2 separate regions of the Homo sapiens genome follow, and region 1 is linked to region 2. The links are chromatin contacts, found by Hi-C or POLR2A ChIA-PET in ENCODE. All regions are on one chromosome and are shown on one strand. The core of a region is the stretch at or near the end of the contact, and the rest is flanking DNA. Distances in the headings are between cores, read along the strand shown. Region 1 overlaps SMAD4 (SMAD family member 4). Region 2 holds the start of SMAD4 (SMAD family member 4).

Region 1 (5,821 bases), core at 978-3,477, 53 kb before region 2:
GAGAAGAATGGGGACTGTTATTCCAGGGTCATATTTTAAATGTCACATTTCCCATTTCAGTGGCCACAAGGCAATAAAGGAAAATGTTGACCTAAAGTTTGAAAATTCTCTAAGTGATCAGAAACCCTTTCCAGATCCAAGACATCCACAAGCTTAAGAAAAAGAATGAGCACATAATGATTTAGTTGGCTTTCTCTTTTAATCAAAAACATACTTTGTTACAGAGTTCTCAAGAAAGGTTCGACTATTTTTTAGCCACAGACTTTAACCAGGCAAAAGTATACAGAAAGCCACAAAGGAACTCCTGGGACTTTCAACTGACCAGTTGTCCCCAAAGCAGAAGCTACGAGTGGCTCTTCTCTGGCTTCTGGCATAGCTGCATTCCTCTGAATTTAGGGGAGGAAACAGTTGGGAAATACCACCACCAAATCTGTCCCCAACCCCCAACTCACTTCTTCTAAACTGGGCTCTGCAGCCCACCAGGTTTTCATCATCTATAAGCATTCACACTTTTCCCTTAAATCACATGTCCAATGCATTGAACAGAACTCAATACTTGAAGAAAGTTTGCCAACTCCATGTTTAGTCTTAATCAATCCAAGCCCGTGAGTCCTTCTATCAATGACAAGCAGCCTTTGCAACAGCAGCTGGTTTCATCCCTTCCTCTCCAGCTACCACAAAGCTGGCCTCTACCAGGACTCCCCAACCCCCCACCCTCAACCCAGCCCCAAGGAAGGCTCCCAGGTCCTTGAAAATATGAATTTCATTAATTGTACTCATCCAAGGGTAGGCTAGAAGAGAGCTCTGAATGATCCAGCCAAAAGTCACTTAATCAAAATGGACCTAAAAAGAGCCAAGAATAAAGTTAATAATCATCTACTGGTATTGTTTTCTTGAGTCATATAAACCAGTTTAATTGACACGGTTCAAGGGAATTTCCTTGTTTTGAGCATAATATCACTAAGCATTAACAACAGGTTTTCAATCCATTTTCACTGAAAAAAAAAATTACAAGCACACACCACTTAGGAGGGTGGTGTCACACACACCAACTCAAAAGCTATAATGTCATGACTCGAAAGCCTTAATAAACTCTGACCAGAGTGTGTGCGTGCGTGTGTGTGTGCACGCAATTCAAAAGCTAGAATGTCATGACTCGAAAGCCTTAAACTCTGACCTGTGTGTGTGTGTGTGTGTGTGTGTGTGTGTGCGCGCGCGCGTGCGCACGCGCGTTAAGTGTTTATTGCAGCCCCTAAGGTGGTGCTAGGCCTTTGGTTAAAATTAAGTCTTAAGGGCATACTATGTAACCTTTTGTCCATAAAAGAACAGTAATAAAATATCAAGCCTAGTCTCCTTTGAATAACATGGAAATAAGTAAAAAGCCCCCTCAAACAGCAGAACAAAGATAAGGAAGAAATCCAAAACTGCTGCAAGGTAGCCAAGGTCACTTAGAATTTCAGAGCTGGAATAATTAATCTACTCCAACTCCCTCATTTTACAGATGAGGCAACTAAGGCCCAGAGAAGATAAATGACTTGCCCAAAGGTCACACATCAAATTTGTGGCAGAGGGCAAACTAGAGAGTGCAACTGTCTGGCCCAACCCAGAGCCATTACTTTCAGGTTGAACAAGAACACTGGCTCTGGACCTATTGAGAAAGCATTTAAATAAACGGTGTGAAAAGTATCCACATCAACAGAGAGAAATGATTGTCTTCACCAAAGGTTTTCCTTAGTCCTTACTACATTAGAAAAAAAAAAACAGAAAAAAAAAGGACAAAAAGTTTCATTCATTCATTCCAGTCTGATGTTAAAATCCCTGAAAACACTAGCAATTACTTTAGCTACTCCTTGGGGCAGGATGTCAGACCCTCAATTCTCATAAAGGCACCTATAGGTCAAAAATATCTGTACAGGAGTAAGGCCAGAAGGCAGGGCTTCAAAGGGGACACCAAAACAAAACAAATGGCCTTAGTTTCCCAAGGTTTGTTTTGCTTTGTTGTGTGTTGTTTGCTGGTGTCCTCCAGACAACGGTATTGCCTCTGGCTACTGATGCTAATTTAGTAACCCTTGTAACCCCAGTTTTTGTAAGAGCAGCATTCAAGTGGAAGCAATGAAACCTTTCAAAATATTATTCTAAGGGGGAAAATATGAATATGACTCACTTCTCTCTATCTCAACTACCTGAAACTCAGCAAGAATCAGGAAGCACTCTAAGCTACATCAAACTGATATCAAATGCCAATACAATGAGGTCTTTTTCAGCACTTCACAGGAAAGTGTCTTGGGTCCTGTCCCAGAGTTTGTACTTGTGTTTTAAAGAACGTTCTAGTAAGTTTGGTTATCTGGTTTCCTTGCCTAGGCAGTCAGAAATGAAGAATCAGAAAGAGAAGAAGAAAATGCTAAAAGGAGGCACACTAACACTCACATATGAATGGTAATTATCAGAGAGGGAAGAGACCAGGAGGGGAAGTGGGTTAAAAAAAAAAAACTAAAAATTCAAAACCATAGCTGTCTCAGACCATTTAGTAAAGGCAACACAGTCCTGTCTGTTTTAGAAGCCCCTGAAGTCCACAAAGATAGCCAAGCACAGAAAGAAATGTTACCATCTAGTATATCCTCTGATATACATATTAAATAACTCCACCAAAAAAAGGCTAAAAATTAAAACGTTTTACTTCTTAAATAAGGCAATTCTGGATGATGTGGAAAATTTCACTCCACAGTGATTCCAGATAAACAAGATAAGCAACCTAGCAGCACTGGGACAACTGCTAGGGATAAGGCTGGGCCTAGGATGCCACTTTGTGGATGAATAAGGCCATGGACTTTTTACATACTTCTTGGTATGTTCAAAGAAATTACTTAGTTATCAGGGAAAAAAATGGAAAGGCTTGAACAAGATTGTCATAGCCTATTCTCTGTAGTCTTTGCAAAAGAGGATATGAGATTATTTAGATAGCTATCTGCAACAAGATGGATTCTGCCTTTACGGGAAAAAAAAATGCATTACTTTAAGCTGAGTGTACCCCACCTACAAAATAATTGTTAACTGGCTTTAGAGGTAATTGCTTTCATATACTCATTTACCTCCGTAACCTAAATTTGCCATTTTCCCAATCTGCTATCATTAAATAAAATGCCAGTAAAGTTGGCAATAACGAAGGGAGCAAACTAGAAATTATCAACAAAAAGAACTCTGTTCCACTCAGAGAATAAAACTGCTTCTCCCAAAAGGCTCTCAGAAAGGGTGTGAACTAATGTGACTCTGCATAAAATGGTGAGTAACTATTAACCAGTTACCATCAAACCAGGCACAGAAACATTTACCATTTTATTCTTTAACCTCCATAGACACTTAAGGAGCATTAATAGTAAAATGTAAAATTTTCCTTCCCCAGATGACCATAGTCAAAGATACCTGCAACTCACCTTCCTACAATTAGCAATAAACTTTAAAAATAATAAGATGTATATCATCTGGGAGACAGGACATTTTATTTTGCCTTCAACTTGTATTACAAACACCCCCCTTTACACACCACACCCTGCCCCACAAAAATGGATTTTAAGTCTGAAATGCAGCACAGCTAATATGAGTTCAGTTTACTCACATGTCTCAAGTATGGCTCTCCTTAAGCCAGACCATGCAACCTGTAAATCTGCACTGTTCACAGGAGGAATGGTATAGGCAACCTATTTAGTGGTTACAGCAATACAAAACAGCCATGTTTCTGGAAAAAGCAAGGTTATATGGCAGTGATTTATTGTCATTATCTTTGTATACCAGGGGCGGTAAACTATTAAAAATGAGATAGACTATATCCCACGATCTACTCCCCGGAAAATAAAGGCAACACCATGAAGGATTCCCTTTGATAATGCACTGAAAGGCACTGGACAAACATGGAATGAGGTCTTACGGTGGGTGTACATGGCTCATCTCTCATTCAGCTTGCACTGAAATTCAACATTTTGAGACTCTTTGAGATATGAATTAGCTAGAGAAAACCCACCCAGAACCATAACCTCATAATTTTACCCTTAAAGTAGACATAAAATTTTAAACCTGTGAGAATCTTTAGTCTTATTCATCAAAGATGACTACCACTAAGAAATAGAAATATAGATTAACAACCAAGCTCTCAGGAATAGCTGATCATAACATACTAGATGTTTTCTCAAAAGCGTGTGACTAAATCTAGGTACAAATATAAGCACTTAACAACTAGAAGTATTTCTATACTTTATGGCTCTTAGTAGAAAGAAACCAAGACAGGTGGCTTGGCTCCAAAGAGATACTTCTTAACAAATATTTTTCACATACTTTCCCCAGATGATTAAACATGAAAACTTTCCTTAAAGTAGAAAAGGGAACAATGAGGCCAGGGACAGTGGCTCACGCCCGTAATCCCAGCACTTTGGGAGGCCAAGGTGGATGGATCACTTGAGGTCAGGAGTTCAAGACCAGCCTGGCCAACAGGCAAAACCCCGTCTCTACTAAAACTACAAAAGTTAGCCAGGCATGGTGGCGGGCACCTGTAATCCTAGCTACCAGGGAGGCTGAGGCAGGAGAATCAGTTGAACCCGGGAGGCAGAGGTTGCAGTGAGCTGAGATCATACCACTGCACTCCTGCCTGGGCAACACAGCAAGACTCCATATCTCAAAAAAAAGAAGCAATGAATTATGTCAATGTATGATTAAGGTTTTAATCAAATCATCTGGATTTTTAAAAATCTGTTATTCTAAAACTCACTCCTATTCCTCATTCACAGTAAAATGGACCTAAAGTTAGCAATTTCTAGAGAAGATGTCTTTTTATAAAACTGCCAATAAAACTTAAATCACCAAACTTTTACAGAAGAAAATTAGGTGTTTACTGAAAGAATTTGTAAGTAATCAAGAGTACAAATGAGGTGGTAGATAAGTTATTTAAAGACAAAAGTCATGTAGCTTGGATCAAGATCTATGTTTAAATCACAGAAATAAGCAAACTCAGTGGTTTCTAGGATGGTCTATTTAAAAGACCTTCTGAGCAAGGCAGTAGAAGCTGTGTTCATTCCAGGTGATATAAGGAGGACTATCATCACACAAGTGTTTCTATAGCTAAAAGTTCTCCAGGCAAAAGTAAACACATCTGAAAGATAATCCTTGATTTTATTTCATACTATTTATCCTGTAGACAATCTATTTATCATCTTGTAGATAATCAGGTCTATTTCTGCTATAGTAAAATAAAAATTAAAAAAAAAAAAAACCAACTCTACACATGATACACAATGTCCATGGGGAAGTCCCGGTAGAGTGTGAGGGAAAAAAACAAAGCTGCCCAATAGAACTGGCTGTTGCCTGTCATTTAGTAGAAGGTACCTCATCACTGAGATTGGACTCAAAAGTGCAAAAGAAAAAAAAAATCTTAAAAATCAAACCTAGAATTCAACTTTGTATGTTGAGATTCAGTTTTATTTATGCTACCAGCTAGGTAAAAAGCATACATATTGTGTCTGTGGTACAGTCAATACATCTGCAACTTTTCTACTTAAATTCTCTATACAAAGTCACTGCCAATTGATATGATCATTGATGGCAAAGGGCTTAGAATAACCAAAAGATATAAAAAAGTTTGCAGTCTTGCCCCAAGATACAAAAACTGAATTTTAAACAATATCATAACATACATGATTTAAACATTATACCAAAAAAAGTCACATCAAATCAAGTACAAAAATATCCAAACTACCTATTATGAACTGTAATGTTTCCATTATTCTGCACAGTATTTAACATAGAATTTAGCAGTTTCCAAAATATTCAGTTTATT
Region 2 (6,243 bases), core at 2,613-5,112:
ACAGTCTTTGGGCTGAACGGTCTTTACTGTTACCGCCAATTTTAAACTGATTAAAATGTTAACAGACCCTCTTTACAACTGGTCTTTGGTACTTATCTGATCTATAATATAATTTGCAGTAGCAACTCATCAAGGCTTAGATTATGAGAACCTTATAAATTGTAAGAATCCGACTACCTACCATCTTAGTTTTACATATGTAAGCACTACCCTAGTTTTCATTCACTCTCATAGTTAAAAACAAATGTTCCCGGATGCCAATTACACCAGGTAATAGTGTTAAGGTGACACAACCTAAAATACCTTGTTCCTGAGAAACTGGAATTCAGTCAAATTTCCCATTACCAAAATTACACATTTTAGAAAGAGAAAACAAAATCCAAAAATTCTAAATCTGACTTATGATCAAGCATATGCTTGATATATGCAAACAGCATCATTCTACAAGTAGCTCAAATGAATATATCTAGATATATTTGTGAACTGTTTGAATTTCTCATTTTAAAACAATTGAGACTTCATCAACTGTTGAACAAAAAGCCCAAAATGTGATAATTTTACAAAACTGTATTAAATGCTGTTATAGGACAGGCGCAGTGGCTCACGCCTGTAATCCCAGCACTTTGGGAGGCCAAGGCGGGCGGATCACCTGAGGTCAGTTGTTCAAGACCAGTCTGGCCAACATGGCGAAACCTCGTCTCTACTAAAAACACAAAAATTAGCCAAGCGTGGTGGCACATGCCTGTAATCCCAGCTACTCAGGAGGCTGACGCAGGAGAATCGCTTGAACCCGGAAGGCGGGGTTTGCAGTGAGTGGAGATCGCGCCTCTGCACTCCAGCCTGGACAACAGAGCGAGCCTCCATCTCAAAAAAAAAAAAAAAAAAAAATGCTGTGTTATGCTGGTGTAAGTCCTTTAACTGTAGAAAACAATGAAAACATTTTAGTCAGGTTACTTTTATACGCGATTAATGGTCACCTCAGAGTCACCCCATTCATCATGGCTTTAAGACAAAAAAAAATTTTGGGGCGTAACCACACAGTCTTCTAGTTCAACAAAATAAGAGAAATCCAAACATATATAATGACCATTGAAATGGCTAATACAAGATGCTTAAAGAACCACTCTAAAAAAATCGCTGGATTAAAAATGAAAAAAATGGTTAGTCATGAACTAGAGAGGGACAAAATGAACTAAGTTTAAACATCGACAAAACAACATGTTTTCACCAAAATAGGCAAAAATTTAGACAAGCCGAAATATGCAGTTTAAATATAATGAACCCTACAGATTCTGTAGGGTTAACCTCCCTAGCAGAGGCCTCAGTAACTCACACCTCAATTAGAATAGTGTCTAATGATGTTACTATAACACTGGCTCAATCAGAAAAAAACTGCTTCCAAGTGGGAGAGCTGGAGTGTGACTGGGCAGCATAAATTAGGTTAATTCTCGCTCCTTAATTTGCGGGGAGAAAGAAAAACTGAAGGGGAATACAGAAAAAGAATTCACACACAATCGCTCGACTAAAATGTAGCTTAAGAAAGTGAAGCAGAGGTTTTTAAAAGTAAGATTTGCTGCTTCCTAGTAGAGGGAGAATTGCTTCAAACAGCAAAGCTATCATAAAAGATCAATCATTCATGTAAAACTTATTCCAAAATATTTCAAAGTGACTTTCTCGGCACAAATTTTCATTAAGTCTGAAAAACAGATTTGCAGTTTGGTTTTTTCTAAACTCAAGATTTACAATGAAGGCAGTGACCTAAACAGAAACATACACTCCCACTTCAAAAATAAAAAAAACGAAGATGCAATACTTCTTTAAAACTCGCCCAAAAACCTGGAAAGCAAAGAAAAAGCCACTTCTATTAATAGAGTCACAAAATGTTATAACGACTTTTATCAAAAGAAGCTTTTAGTTTTAATTCCAACAACTTAAACCTACATAATTCACCATCGTCTTTAGACCTAAAGCTACTCCGAATTACAAATGCTTGGTCCATCTCTATTACATTTGTTCTGTAACAAACCCATTTAAGTAAACAAAATCATGACAGCATTATGGAAGAAACACTAATTTTAAAAACCGTATTTTTAAATGTTAATCATTTTACAGTTTGGAATATTATGTACTAATCATATCAGAACTTTCCAATATAGAGAGAGTAAGTCCTTAGCATTAAAAAAAAGTTACATTTTAGAACTTCCTAGATTTCAACTGAAATATATATTATCTAGTCTCTGCAGGGTATGGCAAAAGTAATTTATGAAATCCACCATAAAAATTATTCAAATGCCTTGTTCTAAATCTAATTACGAAATTACGCATTTTTTTTTTTTTGATACTAAATGGTTTTTGCCAGCAAAAAGGAGTGAACCTACTTCTTAAAACACCCGAGTAACCAAGCTGCTACTAAGACTAGAAGGATGCTAATTCTGGCAAAAGTCAAAGGTTACTAACAAAAATTAGCTAAGATTATATGTTTGCAGAAAGTCAATTCAGGGTAATTCCGCTATTATCCTGTTGTGTTTATTATTCCTAAATAACTGGCAATTCCACCTTAAACTACGGTGCAAAAACTAAATGCATTAAGAAACTAATTGGGAAATAAATGTGTTTTTTTAAATAAAAACAAACGTACTTAGGTTTTTGAAGGGAAACAGCTATCAATCTTCAACAGGGCTTTTTAAAGCCTCTGCACCAGCAAATAAACCTTTCAGGTTAACTAAACACACTTGTGTCTTTGAAAATCTAGTTTGAGAAATCCTAACAGCAGTTTGGGACAAGTGATGGAGCCACCGCCCTCCACCCTACACCAATTTCACTGTCAGTACATGCAGTGCTAACAGTAAGATCAGCTGTGTCTTTTATTAGGAAGCATGTTTTATTGGGGGCAAGGAGGGGTTCAGTTAGGTGCTAAGAATGTGTCCTGCATACCGCTGTCACTCTCAGTACTCAAAAAGTAAACATATCAAAGCCAGAAGCGTAAACTGGCATGACAAGACTAGGAAGAGAAAGTAGGGGACAAAGACAAAACAGAAATTGGCTGGAGAAAATAAATTTAGACAAACAATTTACAACTTTCACTTAGACCCTAAGGCAACACATTCCAGCCGACCCAACGCGCTCAGCCGGGGCGACCGTGAAACTACTGAGAACAACAAAGAGGAGCGGCGGCCGCGGCAGGAGTCCCGTCCGAGTTTAACTTGATTCTCCCACGAGCTGCAAGCGGAGCTGGGGGCCCGAGGGACGCGAGGCACCGCCGCCCGGCATTCAGCCGGCCCGCCCGGCCCGGCTCGTCAGGCCGCCGCGGTCGCCCTCCCAGAGGATTCCGCGCGCTCCCAGCCGCCGCCGCCGCCGCCGCCGTCGTCGGGAGCCCGCCCCGGGGCGGGGAAGCCACAGGCGGGGTGCGCGGGCCCGGCCGGGGGAAGGGGAGGGGACATGGCGCGGTTACCTGGGCTCGGGCGGTGGCGAGGGGAGTCCGCTCTCCCGCGCTGCTGGTCCGCGGACGCACCGGGCCCGTAGCTTTCCCCGGCGGCCCGGAGAGCTCCTCGGCCCCCGCCCCGAGGCGTCCCGGCCAGGCCGCCCCTCCTCAGCGCCGCGCCGCTGCCCGCGCGGGCCGGACCGCCTCGAGCTCCCGGGCCGCCCTGCGGCGGGGGGCCTCTCTCGCTGGGCGCCTGGCTCCCCTCACCCGCTCCCACCCCCTGGGCGGCCGCGGAGCCTAGGGGAGAGCAGGAAGGGCCTCCCGAGGAGAGCGGGAAGGCGCGAACGCAGGCTCCGCCACCCAAACCGCTCCGTTACCGCAGCGGCGACGACGACCAGGGCCGTGTTGTTGCTGCCAACTTGTCGAGAAGCCACTGAGCATGCGCGCGCGGGGACCACATCCGGGTAATTTCAGGGTTTGGCCCTTTTCCCCCGCAGCTTTCCTTTCTCCCGGCTGCCCCCGCCTCCCGCTCCGAGTGACGGGGAGGGTCGCTCTGCGCAGGCGCCTACAGGGCAGCGCCAGCCGGCGGGCGGCTCTGAATCTGGACCTGGGCCTGGGCCTCAGCGCGGGCGGAGGCGAAGGCCTGTTTGAGGGAGTGGTCGCCGGGGAAATTGGCATCTCGTTGCAAAAAAGTATCCAAGGAGCGCGGGAGAGCTCGGCGTAGAGTGGGCGTCCAGTAAGTGTTTATAAATAGCTATTAGCCCGGCCTTTGTTGTTTTTTTGTTTTGTTCTGTGTTGAGGACCTGCGTAGGCACAAAAATTGGCCTTCAACAGCCAGTCGACAGCTCTGGGGAGAAGGTGGCTAGGTTGTAGGAGTTCACTTCGGGAAGAAACAGACGCTGGCGGCACCTTCCTTCTCTTTCTGGCAGCCCCGAATCACGAGCCCCAGAGGTGTTTACACTCGAGAGACGCACAGGACAGTCAAGGAATCACATATTGAAGAGCCTTGCCAGGCGTTGCAAGTGTGAGTGGATTTTGTTGGAAGAGATGTAGGCGCACTCTCGGAGCTGGAGGCGAACTTCGAATCCTACGACACACCTGTTAACTAGGTTACCTGTTTGTTTGGTGGGGGAAGGCATAGGCTCTGCTTTTGACTTTATGCCTCTTTTATTTCACATTTTTTACAAGACGCATGCATTTCTTTTTCATTTAAAACGCATTAATGATTTATTTTCACCAACCAGGAACTACTTTTAGTCCCTCCAAAACCAATGATTAGCCAGTTCTAAAGTCATTTCTTAGGTCACGTCGCCCAGAAAATCTCTACACCCACCGTACGCCTTCGCCACTCATACTCAGTGCTTCATTCTATCCTCCACATCACCGCCTGGGCCATTCCCTCTTTGACCAGAAAGCCCCTAAAGCTCCAAACTGGTGTTCTCTTACCCCTGGGGTTTATGGAGACCAGTTTTAAGGGAATTCATTTCCACATCTTCCATTGCTATATATTCTATTTTCTAAACTTGCCCAGCTTGAGAAAGGAGCTGAGGACACAGCATCCCCTTTCAAAACTGTCCTCCCACCTTACAGAAGAAAGTCAAAATTCTCACCCACTACTAAGGTGCATGGGATCAATGCAGAACCTCCCCAGCAATCCAAAAGGGACAATTCAAAAATCGGTATCTATGCTGAGAAAGTAAATGACCTTAGTGAATGGATATTAAATTATTTTTCAAGTCAGATAGTTTTCAAATCTTTTCTGTCAACAAAACTGAAGGAAGATCTGTCAGCTGATAGATTACAAAACATGATTTGGTAACAGATCAATATGTGAATCTTAGGTAATATACCTCAGAAGAAGTTTTTAAGAAATTGAGACATTGTTATAACTAAACTTCTTCTATTCCGTCTGTATTAGTTACCTATTGCTGTATAACAATCTCACCACAAATATAGAAGCCTAAAACAACAAACATTTATGATCTTACAGATTCTCTGAGTCAGGATTCCAGGCATGGCTTAGCTGGGTCCTCTACAAAGTGAGGCTGGAACAAAGGATCTGCTTCCAAGTTCATGTGGTTGTTGGCACCATTCAGTTCCTTGCAGGCTACAGGACTGAGGGCCTTAGTCCTTTGCAGGCTGTTGGCTGGAGACCCCCTCTGTTCCTTGCCATGTGGTGCTCTCCATAGGGAAGCTAACAATATGGCAGCTTGCCTCTTCGAAGCCAGCAACGGGAAGAGTCTCAGCAAGACACTGGTTTCAATCTTATGTAACATCATCACATACACAGTATCACTCATACTCTGTCACCTTTGCCATACATTGCTGGCCAGAAGCAAATCACAGGCGCCACCTACATTGAAGGGGAAGGAAACACACAAAAGCTTGAACACCAGGAGGTGGGAATCATATGGGGCCTCTTTAGAGTCTACCACACCATGTATTTATTTATGCAAATGATATTCCCTGTAAGCTCAACCTCTTCTCAGAATTTCCCTTCAGGTTCCCTTCACCTTTTTACTTAAGGAAACCCAACTTTGCCCTGGGACACTGCTCCTCCTTCCACCTCTCAAGTAGTGGCAACTGTGTTTTCTTTCTTTTGTTTTTTTTTTTTTTTCATTTTTAAAATAGATCAGTTTTATTCTGCTAGTTCCATAAAAACAATGTAAACGCAAGCGTTCTGTACATCTTGCTGGTGAATTCACATAACGTTTAGTTTCCTGATCCTTGACCTCCTCGTCTTCTCCAGTTATTTTCTGTTTGGACTACTGGCCACAGGAGTGGAGTGGGATTGGGGCTTAGGAGAGACCAATGTGGCCTTT

What was found. A loop is a pair of places that touch in the nucleus more often than their neighbours do. ChIA-PET counts read pairs that join two places held with the same protein, here RNA polymerase II (POLR2A). Pooled maps may share reads with other maps.
Region 1: a pooled map shows a loop between it and region 2 (3-fold over the local background). The contact joins the enhancer-like site here to the promoter of SMAD4 in region 2. A Hi-C loop is called at or near these places in 2 of 168 maps with a recorded cell type or tissue (chondrocyte and uterus), 1 of 37 single-sample maps with no recorded cell type and 6 of 50 pooled maps. POLR2A ChIA-PET finds 5 or more read pairs at or near these places in 4 of 52 experiments (A673, activated CD8-positive, alpha-beta memory T cell, activated T-cell and 1 more).

The regions. Positions count from the first base shown.
Region 1 is chr18:51,079,402-51,085,222 of GRCh38, reverse strand. SMAD4 (SMAD family member 4) reads right to left here. Exons shown (of 12, transcript NM_005359.6): 12 at 181-5,821. Among named protein-coding and RNA genes, the nearest start is that of SMAD4, 52 kb to the right of the region's middle. Within about 2 kb of position 2,227, at least 4 of the 41 ENCODE cell types and tissues checked have a DNase peak (open chromatin) inside an H3K27ac peak, as active enhancers do.
Region 2 is chr18:51,027,832-51,034,074 of GRCh38, reverse strand. SMAD4 (SMAD family member 4) reads right to left here and starts at 3,862. Exons shown (of 12, transcript NM_005359.6): 1 at 3,452-3,862. LOC107985152 (a long non-coding RNA gene) reads left to right here and starts at 3,981. Exons shown (of 4, transcript XR_007066370.1): 1 at 3,981-4,157. RefSeq lists a silencer at 3,248-3,827 and enhancers at 3,633-4,251, 4,108-4,277, 5,913-6,012.